2 separate regions of the Homo sapiens genome follow, and region 2 is linked to region 1. The links are chromatin contacts, found by POLR2A ChIA-PET in ENCODE. All regions are on one chromosome and are shown on one strand. Each heading gives the region's core, a stretch centred on a gene start or an enhancer-like site at or near the end of the contact. The rest is flanking DNA. Distances are from core to core; before and after follow the strand shown.

Region 1 (5,835 bases), core at 2,132-4,631:
GGGCGGGTCCAGCTTTGGAAGCCAGGCTCCCCTGTGAGCCGTGGCTTGTCTGGTCTTCGCCCACGGGAGGCTGGACAGAGGCTGTAGCCAACACAATCACCTTTACTTTGTACTCTGTGTGTATGTTTTGGTTTTCTGTGTTTTAATAAATCCTTTGGGAAAGGATTTAATCAGAGGCTTTTTCTTTTTAAGATTCAAGATTTAGAATGGGGGTGGGGGCTGGGGCCAGGGAGGAGTGGTGGGGGGTGGGGGCGTGTCCGGAAGCCTTCTCTTGCCTGGGATGGTCATTTCACGGGTGCAGGGGCTCACTGGGAAGGAGGGGAGCCCGAAACAGGGGTGTGCTGGGGTGAGGCCCCTCTCACCTGTACCCCAAACACATACCATGAGAGCTTCCCCAGGCCTGGACCTCTGTCCTTATGAGAACAGCAGCCAGCCAGGTCCCCAGAGGGACAGCAGCCTCCCAGCAAGCAGCTTTGGGCCCTCAGAGTTGGTGAAAGAGAATGTGTGTGTTGGGGGCGGCAGGGGAGGCACGCACCCTCCCTTGGCTGAATCGCTTGGGAGAGATGGGGGACAGGTCTTCTGACCACCCTGTCCCCATTCTCTGTCCCCGCTCTCTCTCCACGGGCCCTTTCCAACCCACCTGCCCTTGGCTGCAGGCTCCGGTTTGGGGGATGCCCCAGGCCCTGCTGCTGGCAGCCTTTTCCTCCCCTCCCGTGTCACCCTGGCCCAGCCCTGACCCTGAGGAAATGAGAGGAGCAAAAAGTCACAGAGACCGATGGGTTTGGGCTTTATTTATTTTGTCATTCCATAAATACGGTGGCTGTGTCGCGGTCTGAGTCTCGTTTGGAAGCTCGAGGCATAGGACAGTCTCTGCCTGGGTAGGGAATGCAGTTAGCTGAGGAACCACGGTAGGTTTAAAAAAAAAGACTCGGGGAGAGAAAAAGCACATTATTTACATGACTGGACAAGGACAGAAGGTGGGAGGAAGCCCCTGTCACTCCTTGGGACCTGGGATCTGAGCACAAAGCTGAGTGGGAAACAGTGGGGGCTCCGAAGCGTCCAGCAGGGCCAGCGCCCTCCTTTCTAGACCCCGACTGCCCTTGGTCTTCTGCCCTTTCTTGGATGGTCCTACCCAATACCTCCTCCCGAGAGGGGGGACCTGGCCCTAGGAGGCAGAGCCCCCTCACATCCTCCCTGTAGATGGGTGTGGAGCAAGCAGGACATCCAGGAACCAGGTCGTGGAAAGAGCTGCGCCAGAGGCTGACTGCATCCTGACACTGGGGCCTGGCCTCTCTGTGTTTGGCAAACCCGCAGCCTTTGGGGGCTCAGCTGCCCCAGGTGTGCCTCGCATTAAGCAGCAGTGCCCACCCTGGGCACCACCTCGCGCTGGTCCCTCTTCCAACAGTGGGTGGGGCTGGGTGGCAGTGGGGATGGGGCCAGCCACCCTCCCTGATGGCGAGGGTGGGCCACCTGCCCTCTGGCACCATTGGCCACTGCAGGACCCTGTCCGGGAAGGAAGCAGGCGACCCCCACCTGGGCCCAGGGCCATAGGCTGGGACCTCCGTTGGGAAGGGACTTCCCCACCCCACACTCACAGGGCTGCTTCTGGTGAAGCAGGCAGCAGGACTGAGTGGAGACCCCCGGGACTTGGTCTATGAGGAGGGGCAAGGGTTCTAGGCGCCAGGGGCAGCATGAAGGGGGGTCGGTAATAGCAGAAGCTGATCCCCCTCCTCCCCTCGCCCCAGCCTCTCCCCGCTGGCCTTTCTGACTTTCACAGTTTCCCAGGCCTTGGCCCGGCCAGGACTGGACAGCAGGCTCCCGCAGGACGGCAGGGTGGAGCCTTCTGGAATAGTGGCTCCTCCAGGGGCAAAGCGGGAACAGAGGTGCCTGCACTGAGGGTGCGCCCTGGGGGCAGGAGACACAGGCTTCCCTATGGAGCTAGCTGGCGAGGGGTGGGGGTGGCTTCAGTGGAGCCCTGCCCCGCGTGGTCTGCAAAGCCTGGGTACTGCTTGGGACACAGGCCTGGGCCTGTAGGTGGCACCCCGCACCTGCAGACTTACTGGCATCCCTTGCCCTCCGGCCCAAGCTGCACGGGGGCGTCACTCTGGCCTGTCCTGCCCTCTCTCCCCTCTGCCCAGCCTGTCCCAGGTGTCAGGCAGTGGGAGGGGCTAACCAGCCCTGCCCGTCTTTCCAGGGAGAGGTTCCCTGAGGTCTTTTCCTACATTGTGGGGGTGCTGTGGGGGTGCAGCCCCCAAGTCATGGGCACAGAAAACCCCAAAGACCCTTCCTTACTGAAAGGGTCCAAGCATGCGCTCCACAAAACCCAAGCCCACCAGCTCGGTGCAGAGCAGCGGCCTGGGCTGGCGGGCGGCTTTAGAGAAAGTCTACAGGGGCCGAGAGGAGTGCATCCTTGTGCACAGGGCCGGCCCCTGCTGCCACTTGCCGTGGTGTGGCCAGCAGCCACCGTGCAGCTAGGAGCACATGACCACAGGGCCTTCCGGGGCCAGGACAGAGGGGTGGCCAGACAGAGGGGCCTGCCCCACTGGGACCCCTCCCAAGCGCTCCGGGCCTCACTGGCATGAGGCTCATCATTGGTGTGTAGGAGGAAGACGGTGGGAGGCTGAGCTAGAAATCACACCGCTACGCTTTTTGTGGCTCCCAAACTGCAGAGTCAATCCCCCTGGGGTCCCTGCCCCTGCCAGCAAGGGTGGGGGTGGGTGGGGGTCAAGGGCCAGCTCGAGCTTGGTAGGCATGGCCCCTGCCGGGACCCAGTGGGGCAGGTTGGAGCAGAAAAGGATGGGAGAGGAATCTGTGGTCAGGCCCCAGATTCCTGGAGCCCTTGGAAAGTGGGAGGTGGAGGAAGACCCCCAGTGGGGAGGCCCTGCCCCAGCAACCAAGGCCCTGGCAGAAGGGGCCCCTCGATGGGCCAGACCCCTTTCCCCTCTCCCCCTACACCAAGTGGGGATTCTCAGCAGAGGAGAGGCTGGCCCTGCCCGCCCCAAGGACCCAACCAGGCCTTGGCCTGGCCTTGACTTTGGGAACCTTGGAAATCTTTGGGCCTTGACTTTGGGAATCTTGGCTGTGGCTGGGAGAAAGCTGGGTGGTCTTGGAGGATGAGCAGAGGTGACAGGCTTGGGTGGGACCGTTTGAACATCCTTCCTAACCAGTGCCTTCCCCGGCACAGACTGGACTTCGACATTGTCCGGCGAAGCAGTGGGTGGTGTCTGGCAGCGACTTGGGAGATCATTTCCCGATGACATCACAGTGTGGTGTTTTCTCTTGGATGCAAACCACACTCTTCACTTGGCTTCAAAACAGCTTAAGCGAGCGAACAGAGACTAGGAGGGAACGGAAACTGTCCGAGCAGGCGGGCGGGGGCGGCTTAGGATCTGTAGTCCTTTTTGCTGTAGGGTTTATTGCCCAAAATACTATCAATCTCGTGGATAATGGAAGATGACAGTTTCGGAAGGACCTGCGTGCAAGAACAACAACAAATCAGAATCCCACCAACAAGACGGGCCTGGCCTGGGGAGGAGGTGGGGCCAGGCTCTTCCAGATGGTCGGCTGGCCAGGCCCGGGTTGCCCCATCACATCTGGGCTCCATCTGAGGCAGATGGAGGCCACGCTGCTTTTGTGTTTCAGAAGGTTTGGGGCAGAGAGGAAGCATGCCTGGGTCTGTGCACTCCCTCTCAAATGTCAAGGTGCCCTAGAACCTTCCTGAAGGGTGGTGGCAGCAGTGACATAAAATGGAAACTCCAGGCCAAATGCTGGACTTCCATGTCCGTGACTGCTTTTTCCAGCTGCGCCTGCCTCAGCATACAGCACCGCCACCCTTCCGGGTGACACACCCGGGGACCGACTTCCACCTCGCCTTCTCACCCCCACATCCAGTTTGTCAGCCAGTCCCGGGGGCCCCACCTTCCCAAACATCCAGGATCCAACCACCACTCCCGTCTCGGACCCGCAGCTGCCACTTCCCACCAGGGCTCTCTGCTTCGACTTTTGCTTCCCAAAGCCTCCCCGATGGAGCAGCCGGAGAGCAGCCTCCCTTTCCAGGCTGAGCTGCAGCTCGCCCTCCTCTGCCCACAATTTTGCCACGGCTCCCGTCTCACTCAGAAGTCCCTGGAGGTGTTTCGTGCCTCTCAGGATCTGCCCCTCTGCTCCAGGCCTTTTTGGGCCTTTGCATCAACTCTTCCTGCTGGTGGAAGGTTCTTCCCGCAGGCATTTGCGTGACTTACTCCGCATCTCTCAAGACTGCTCAAGCACCACCTTCTCAACAAGCCCACCTGACAGGCCCCCTTGAACCTGAGTCTGCAGCGCCACCGTCCCTGGCCCCAGCTCCCTCCCTTTATCTCTGGCTTCTCTCCTACAGCGCTCGTCCACCCTGACACACATTCTAACCTCCTTGTTTCGTGCAGTTAGTGTTCATGTCTGTTCCTGCTGGAAAGCAAGCTCTCCAGGAGCACAACTCTGATGGTTCACGGGCGCATCCTGAGTGCCTAGAACAGAGCCTGGCACGCAGGACGAGCCTGGGAGGATGCACTGGACGGGGCTCGGGCTGGGATGGGCCCTCTGCCCAGCAGGGCCTCTCACTCTTACCTGTATTGCCCCAATGTTCTCCATGAGCTGGTCCGCATTGGAGGCCCCCAGGAGCACGGAGCTGACTCCCTCATTCCTCAGGCACCAGGCTGTGGCGGCGAGACCCAAGGTGAGGGAGAAACACCCACCACAGGGGCCCCTGATGGGTCTGCCTTGCCTCTGACTGGGCCGAGAGACCCAGCATCTTGGTCTGGGGGTCTGAGGGGGTCTAGGAAGCCCTGCAGTGCTGGGCACGGGCTTTGTCTAAGAGGTGGCTGGAGGAGGCATGGGGGAGCCCGCTGCTCCCTGATGGAGAGGTGGCCCAAGTGCTTAGCGCTCCCCATCCTCTTCCCATGAAAGCGGGAGCCCCATTACCTATGGCTGGCAGATGGAGGGGGTGGCCCAGGTCCTCAGGGACTCCTGACATCCCCCTAGAGGCATGGGGTCCCAACCATGCCCCTTAGAGCCCGATTACCCGAGGCTGGCTGGGGGATGATGTCCAGGGATCCCTTCCCTCTCTCCCCGGAGACACTGGCCCCATGGCAACCCCACCCTGTTACCTACGGCCAGCTGGGGCAGGTTCTCCCCAGGGGCACTGGCCCCATGGCGACCCCACCGTTACCTATGGCCAGCTGGGGCAGGGTGCAGCCCAGGCGCTCGGCGATGGCCTGCAGCTCCTTCAGCTTGGCTTGCTGGCGCCGGCCCTCCTCACTGAGGATCTTGTCCTTCAGCCACTGGTAGCCCTGGTTGCGGGGGAGGGGAGCAGCACAGCTACAGATGAGAGCAGGTCACCTGGACCCCCACGTGCAGGGGGCCGATGGGCTCATTCCTTCTGGACCCTTCTCCCTCATAGGGGCTCTTCTCATCTTGAAGCCAGGGCAGTGCCCCTGCCCCAGGCCTCTCAAGTAGGGGAGAGTGGGCAGTGGGCCGGGCACGGGCTGGTGGATGAGCGGGGCCTGTCCAGGCTCTGAAGTGCAAAGACTGTGGTGCTGGCCCAACCCCAAGTCAGGACAAGGAGGCGAGGTGCTGGCCTTCCTTCTCTTAGGAAACTTGGCAGCCTGGGGTCTCGGCTGCCACCCGTGGCCCAGAAGAACCTCCTGGCCCTAGGGGAGTGCTCTCTCCCCTGGCCATCCCCCCCAGAGGATTGCAGGGCCTCCTGGAGGGGGGCCCTGACCTTGCCATGGGATGGGAGGAGTCGGGGGCCAGGCCACGTTGCCCTGGAACCCAGGGCTGTGGGCCCCAGTGCTGAGACTGCTG
Region 2 (6,489 bases), core at 78-2,577, 360 kb before region 1:
GCCCACGTACCCCAATTGGCTCTCTCTGGCCCTGCCCCAGGCCCCGCTGCTGCGCCCACACTCTCGCCAGAGTCCCCAGCCGGCTCGCCAGCCATGATGCTGCAGCCGGGCCCGCAGCTCTACGACGTGATGGACGCGGTCCCAGCGCGGCGCTGGAAGGAGTTCGTGCGCACGCTGGGGCTGCGCGAGGCAGAGATCGAAGCCGTGGAGGTGGAGATCGGCCGCTTCCGAGACCAGCAGTACGAGATGCTCAAGCGCTGGCGCCAGCAGCAGCCCGCGGGCCTCGGAGCCGTTTACGCGGCCCTGGAGCGCATGGGGCTGGACGGCTGCGTGGAAGACTTGCGCAGCCGCCTGCAGCGCGGCCCGTGACACGGCGCCCACTTGCCACCTAGGCGCTCTGGTGGCCCTTGCAGAAGCCCTAAGTACGGTTACTTATGCGTGTAGACATTTTATGTCACTTATTAAGCCGCTGGCACGGCCCTGCGTAGCAGCACCAGCCGGCCCCACCCCTGCTCGCCCCTATCGCTCCAGCCAAGGCGAAGAAGCACGAACGAATGTCGAGAGGGGGTGAAGACATTTCTCAACTTCTCGGCCGGAGTTTGGCTGAGATCGCGGTATTAAATCTGTGAAAGAAAACAAAACAAAACAAAAACGGCTTCTTGGCGTTTCTGCGGGGCTGGGGTGTTAAGTGGACTGGACTTTTCTCGAGGGATTCGAAGGGGACGGGAATCTTGTCACCCCGGGATCTGGCACCCATGGTGGAGTCCAGTGTGGCCTTAGCTCCCAAGCCTGCCCCTCCCGAGTCCACTCTGGCTCAATTACCCCGAGAAGGAGAGAGCAAGTCGCGGCCACAGCGAGTGAGTGAACCGGAGCCCAGATGAGAGCGCTTTAATGGGGCTGCGAGGTGGCGGAGACAGGGTCGGGATGGGGTGCAGCAGTTGGAGACACAGGGTCAGGGCCCCTCATCCTCTATTCACTCCACCGGGGCAGTGAAAGGGTCCCGGCAGCGAGTGGGTCTGGCTGGGGACGGGGCGCAGACTTGAGGGAGGTGGGGCCAGAGGTGGGGTCCCGGGGGCCACAAGTGCGGCCCGGCCAGACAGGCAGTTTTCATGTTTCTGGTAAACAAATGACTGAGAGGAAACCCTTGGCGGGGATAAGAAATGAGGCCCGGGCTAGGCCGCGCGCAGATCTGGGTCAGAGAGGAAGGGAAAACCCCTTCCCCGAGCTCGGGGCCTGCCTCCACCCAGGATGCGCCAGCGACGCCGGTTCCGGGGTGCGGGGGAGGGGGCTGCATCCTGGAGGGGGCTGAGCCCCGCAGGAAAACAAAGTCACCACCCACGGGGCTGGGGAGAGCTCTGCACTCTTTGATAGTCAACGAACATGCAAATATATGTAAGTCGGCATGCAAATAAGCAGCATTTGTTGTTGTTTGCGTCAGCAGCTTGGGCACTTTTTCTGGGCAACCGTGGCGGCGTGTGCACTCCAGTGTTGCCAAGGGCTGGGGATACGGGGGGCCAGGGTGGGGGTCAGGGAGGGTTTCCAGCGCAGGAGGGGAGGGCTGTGCGGCTCCCAGCCTTTCCACCAGGGCCTGGCTGGCTGGGGCTGGGGCGGAGGGCCCCACGGAGCTGCGAGGCTGCGGACAGGAGTCTGCGGCCTCTAGTACTTAGCGATGTCCCCCTTCTTCAGGATGACCTGTCGCTGCCAGGGCGCCAGCTTGCTCTCATCGTAGCCCAGCGTCCGCAGCTTCTCTGACTGTTCCTTCTCCCGCCGCAGCTCCTCCTGCTTCTGTCGCTCCTCCTCTTTCCTGAGGCAGTGGGGAGGGGGGCAGACCCGGTGAAGTCTGGGGCCAGATACCCAGGCTGGCAGAAAGGGTGGGGCCAGGCACCAGGCAGAGGCCAGGTCACCCATGCAAGGGGTGGGTTACTGAGGGCTGGGGCTCGGTTGCTGAAGACAGAGGGGCTAGATTGGGGGCAGAATGGGGTTACTGGAGCACAGGGGAGCTGGGTGAGTGGGAGGTTAAGGCTGGATTATTGTGGGCTGGGGTTTTACTGGAAACAGAGGTGCTGGGTCACTGTGTGGCACCATGTGAGGAGGTGGTATTGCTGGGTGCAGCAGCAAGATTACTGGGACCAGGACTTGAGTTGTGGGGGAGCTGTCAATATGAAGTATTGAGGACTGGGGTGGGGCTGCTGGGGAGCAGAGAGACCATATAATTGAGAGAGGGACTGAGAATTAGAGACAAGTTATTAGAACATAGAGGGTAGATCTGCCTGTTGACAGAGTAGTCACTAAGCACATGTGGCTGCTGAACATTTGAAATGTGGCTGGTCTAAATTGTGATGGATTGCAGGTGTAAAATGTGCATGATATTTCAAAGACTAAGTTTTATTATTATTTGAGTCAGGGTCTCGCTCTGTTGCCAGGGTGGAGCGCAGTGGTGAGATCATGGCTCACTGCAGCCTCGACCTCCTGGGCTCACGTAATCCTCCCACCTCAGCCTCCCAAGTAGCTGGAACCACAGATGTGTGCCACTACGCCCAGCTATTTTTTTTTTTTTTAATTGAGACAGAGTCTCGCTCTGTCACCCAGGCTGGAGTGCAGTGGCACGATCTCGGCTCACTGCAACCTCCACCTCCCAGTTTCAAGTGATTTTCCTGCCTCAGCCTTCTGAGTAGCTGGGATTACAGGAGCGTGCCACCATGCCCAGCTAATTTTTGTATTTTTAGTAGAGACGGGGTTTCACCATGTTGGTCAGGCTGGTCTTGAACTCCTGACCTCAGGTGATCATTCTGCCTCCGCCTCCCAAAGTGCTGGGATTACAGGCGTGAGCCACCGAGCCCAGCCCGCCCAGCTAATTTTTTTTTTTTTTTGAAATGGAGTCTCACTCTGTTGCCCAGGCTAGAGTACAAAACGGCGTGATCCTGGCTCACTGCAACCTCCGCCTTCCAGATTCAAGTGATTCTGCTGCCTCAGCCTCCCGAGTAGCTGGGATTACAGGCATGCGCCATCACGACCACCTAATTTTTATATTTTTAGTAGAGACAGGGTTTCACCATGTTGGCCAGGCTGGTCTTGAACTCCTGACCTCAGGTGATCCACCCGCTTCAGCCTCCCAAAGTGCTGGGATTACAGGTATGAGCCACTGCGCCCAGCCCCCTGCAGCTAATTAAAAAAAATTTTTTTTGCAGGCCTGGTGCGAAGGCTTACGCCTGTGATCCCAGCACTTTGGGAGGCTGAGGCGGGTGGATCACCTGAGGTCAGGAGTTCGAGACCAGCCTGACCAACATGGCAAAACCCGGCCTCTACTAAAAATACAAAAATTAGCCGGGCGTGGTGGCGGGCGCCTGTAATCCCAACTACCAGGGAGGCTGAGGCAGGAGAATCACTTGAACCCAGGAGGTAGAGGTTGCAGTGAGCCAAGATTGTGCCACTGTACTCCAGCCTGGACAACAAGAGCAAAACTCTGTCTCAAAAAAAAAGAAAAAAGCCAGACTTGGTGGCTCATGCCTATAATCCCAGCACTTTGGGAGGCCGAGGCGGGTGGATCGCTTCAGGTCAGGAGTTTGAGACCAGCTTGGCCAACATGGTGAAACCCCATCTCTACTAAAAATACAAAATTAGCTGGGTGTGGTGGCACACGCTTGTAATCCCAGCTACTTGGGAGGCTGAGGCAGGAGAATCACTTGAACCCAGGAGGCAGAGGTTGCATGAGCCCAGATCGCCACTGCACTCCAGATTGGGTGACAAGAGTGAAACCCCATCTCAAAAAAAAATTTTTTTTTTTTTTTTTTTTTCGCAGAATGAGGTCTCACTGCATTGCCCAGGCTGGTCTCAGACTTCTGGGCTCAAGTGGTCCCCCTGCCTTGGCCTCTCAAAGTGCTGGGATTACATGTGTAAACCACCATGCCTGGCCAAAGACTTACTTTTACAAGAGGAGTATAAAACATCTCATTAATAATTTTCATAATTGATTATGTGTTGAAATAATATTTTTGATATTTTGTGCCAAATAAAACAGTACTAAAATGAAGCTCACCTATATCCTTCTACATTTTCACTGTGGCTACTAGAAAATTTTAAATTACATCTGTGGCTCTCATTACATTTCTATTGGCCAGCACTGGGCTGGGTGAGATGACTAGGGGCAGAAAGTACATTCTGAGGGCCAGACAATCAAGGTGATTGATAGTGGGGTTAGGTTAACTGAAGGGTAGAAAAGGCCAGGTTAATAGGAGGCAGGGACTGAGTAACCGGGAACAAAGTTATTAGAGCATGAGAGAGAGATTCTGGGGTATTATAGGGAGGAAGGAGGCTGTGCTACAAGGGCCAAGAGACAGGAGGATGTACTCAAATTGGCCTGGATGAAGGGACGACCCTCTGCGACTTGGGTGGGGATAAGGGTGGCAGGTTGGGGCCAGCCCTGCACTCACCGCTTCTGCTCCCTGGAAGGAAAAAGAGACAGTGTCACTTGGTACCTCCACCTCAGGGACGCAGTCAAGACACCCTGCCAGGCCAGCCTCTGCCTGACCCCCAGCTCACCTCTCTTCTTCCAGCTTCTTCCGCAGGAGGTCCCGCCTCCAGGCGGGCATGCTGGCCAGCCGGGCCTCCTCCTCCTCCTCCTGAAACACAACCACAAAGCTTCAGGGCCTGCAGGGGCTGGGAGATAGGGGGCACCCTCAACCTCGGGACCTGAAGGAGTCAGGGTCACAGGAAGACATCCTTTTGATGCACATCTGTGTGACAAGTGGATGGAGGTGCCTGGTCACACCCCCTCAGAGCTGGCCTCCTTTCCCCTAGTAACCCAGACCCTCATGTCCTACAGGAGGCACCAGAGAGATCAGAGCTGAATGGGACAGAAGCAGAGAACAAGTAGCTGGGACCCAGAGGTCCTGAGCCTGATTCCCCGCAGAGGCAGGTGGCCAATGGCCACAGGCCCAAGACCTCTGGGCAGACGCAGATGCCAGCCAGCCCCCACCCAGCCTCTTGGCTCAGGGAGACTCAGGCTGCCCCTGGCTCCCCTGTGAAGGACCTTCACCCCATGGTTGCCATCTTCCCAATAGAGTGGATACGGGCACTACAATCGTGGGGCTACAATGACATCAGGGGCAGGTGTGGTGTCCAACGCAGGCAGTTTACAGCAAAGAGTTTTATTTCCTGAATGTTACAGAGGAGAACGGGTCTGTACACGGCACACTTCACACAGAACACTGCACACGTGGCACCCTTGACCTCAGCCAAGGAGGTAGCTGTGAACTCCAGTGGAAAACCAAAGAGCAGGCCACACTGCCGCAAGGAGGAGCCGCAGCCCCTCACTCAGAGGGGCTTCTTCTGCTGCCTGGCTCCACACAGAGCTCAGCAAGGCCACGGGGCCAGAGGCGGACACCTGGTCTGTTCTGTGCCTGCCCTGCCTATCCGACCAACGCCCCACAGCCCGCCACGATGGGACCTCAGAGGCTGAGGCAGCCTGGTCCTGGGCCCTCCGGGCTGCTCAAGGCCACAGTCCTGGGCTCTTCCTGCTGCTTCCAGCCTCTGGAGGGCGTCAGACAGGCGTCCAGGCCCACGTTAAGACGCTCGAGGGTGAACTGAGAATTCCGAATTCCGCTGCTCAGATGTCAAACAGCTCTGCCTCCTTCTCTTTCCAGAAGGAGAAGCTGCGGTCGATGTAGCGGCAGATGTCCTCGTTGCTGAACTCGCCCATCTCAGACACCAGTTCCAAGGGGTCTTCGGCGGGGGCTTCGGAACCAGGAGAGTCTGAGGTCGGGGGAGGCGCGGCGGGCGGGGGCGGCGGCGGCGGCTGCGGCGCAGGGGCCAGGGCCTCGGGCTGCCCCTCAGGCGGGTCCCCCGTCTGAAATGGAGCAGCCTCTTCGGTCCGCTCCTGTTCTTTCCCCTCCTCTTCCTTTTCCTTCGCCTGTTCTTCGGGGGCCGGCTCAGCCTCCAGGCCGTTTCCGAAGAACCGGTGCCTGAGGTCCTCGAAGCCGTCGCTCCAGCCGCGCCGGCCGGCCTCCACCTCCTCCAGCACCACGCGGTGGAAGAGGCGGATGCGCTCCCACGGGTGGCTGCCCAGTCGGTCGAACATCTCGTAGCACAGTAGGTGGCGGAACTTGCGCTCCTCGCGGCTCAGGCCCATCTCGAGTAGCTGGAAGTAGCCGAGCATGAAGAGGTCGAGCGTGAGGCTGTCGTAGTGCGGGGGTGCGCCGCCGTCCAGGGGCGGCAGGAAGTGCTGGGGCCAATACAGGCCGTGCGCCAGGCCCGGGCTTGCCGGCACGCGACGCAGCAGGCTCCGCCAGTGGCCCAGCAGCTTGCCCACCGCCTGCCGCTGCCTCAGCAGCTGCCGCAGCCGTTCGTCGGGGCTGTGGGCCTCGCTGTTGCTCGCCGGCAGCCGGGGGGCGTCCGTGGCCTCCAGCCCCGGGCCAGCACCGGCAGCCGCCACGCGGGGCAGCAGTCCGCGTAGGCGCGCCTGGGCGCGGCGGCCTGGTCCGCGGCAGGCCC

Evidence for each region. ChIA-PET counts read pairs that join two places held with the same protein, here RNA polymerase II (POLR2A).
Region 2: POLR2A ChIA-PET joins it to region 1 with 10 read pairs in Panc1. The contact joins two enhancer-like sites. POLR2A ChIA-PET finds 5 or more read pairs at or near these places in 3 of 52 experiments (BJ, Panc1 and naive thymus-derived CD4-positive, alpha-beta T cell).

The regions. Positions count from the first base shown.
Region 1 is chr1:6,096,122-6,101,956 of GRCh38, reverse strand. KCNAB2 (potassium voltage-gated channel subfamily A regulatory beta subunit 2) reads right to left here. Exons shown (of 16, transcript NM_001199862.2): 14 at 5,201-5,321; 15 at 4,600-4,688; 16 at 777-3,472. The coding sequence ends at 3,383. CHD5 (chromodomain helicase DNA binding protein 5) reads left to right here. Exons shown (of 42, transcript NM_015557.3): 42 at 1-170. Among named protein-coding and RNA genes, the nearest start is that of KCNAB2, 53 kb to the right of the region's middle. Within about 2 kb of position 3,381, at least 3 of the 41 ENCODE cell types and tissues checked have a DNase peak (open chromatin) inside an H3K27ac peak, as active enhancers do.
Region 2 is chr1:6,455,314-6,461,802 of GRCh38, reverse strand. ESPN (espin) reads right to left here. Exons shown (of 13, transcript NM_031475.3): 11 at 4,540-4,619; 12 at 4,431-4,442; 13 at 859-1,804. The coding sequence ends at 1,657. It overlaps TNFRSF25 (TNF receptor superfamily member 25), which reads left to right. Exons shown (of 10, transcript NM_003790.3): 10 at 41-1,017. The coding sequence ends at 369. Among named protein-coding and RNA genes, the nearest start is that of TNFRSF25, 7.6 kb to the left of the region's middle. RefSeq lists silencers at 1,376-1,435, 2,757-2,963. Within about 2 kb of position 1,327, at least 5 of the 41 ENCODE cell types and tissues checked have a DNase peak (open chromatin) inside an H3K27ac peak, as active enhancers do.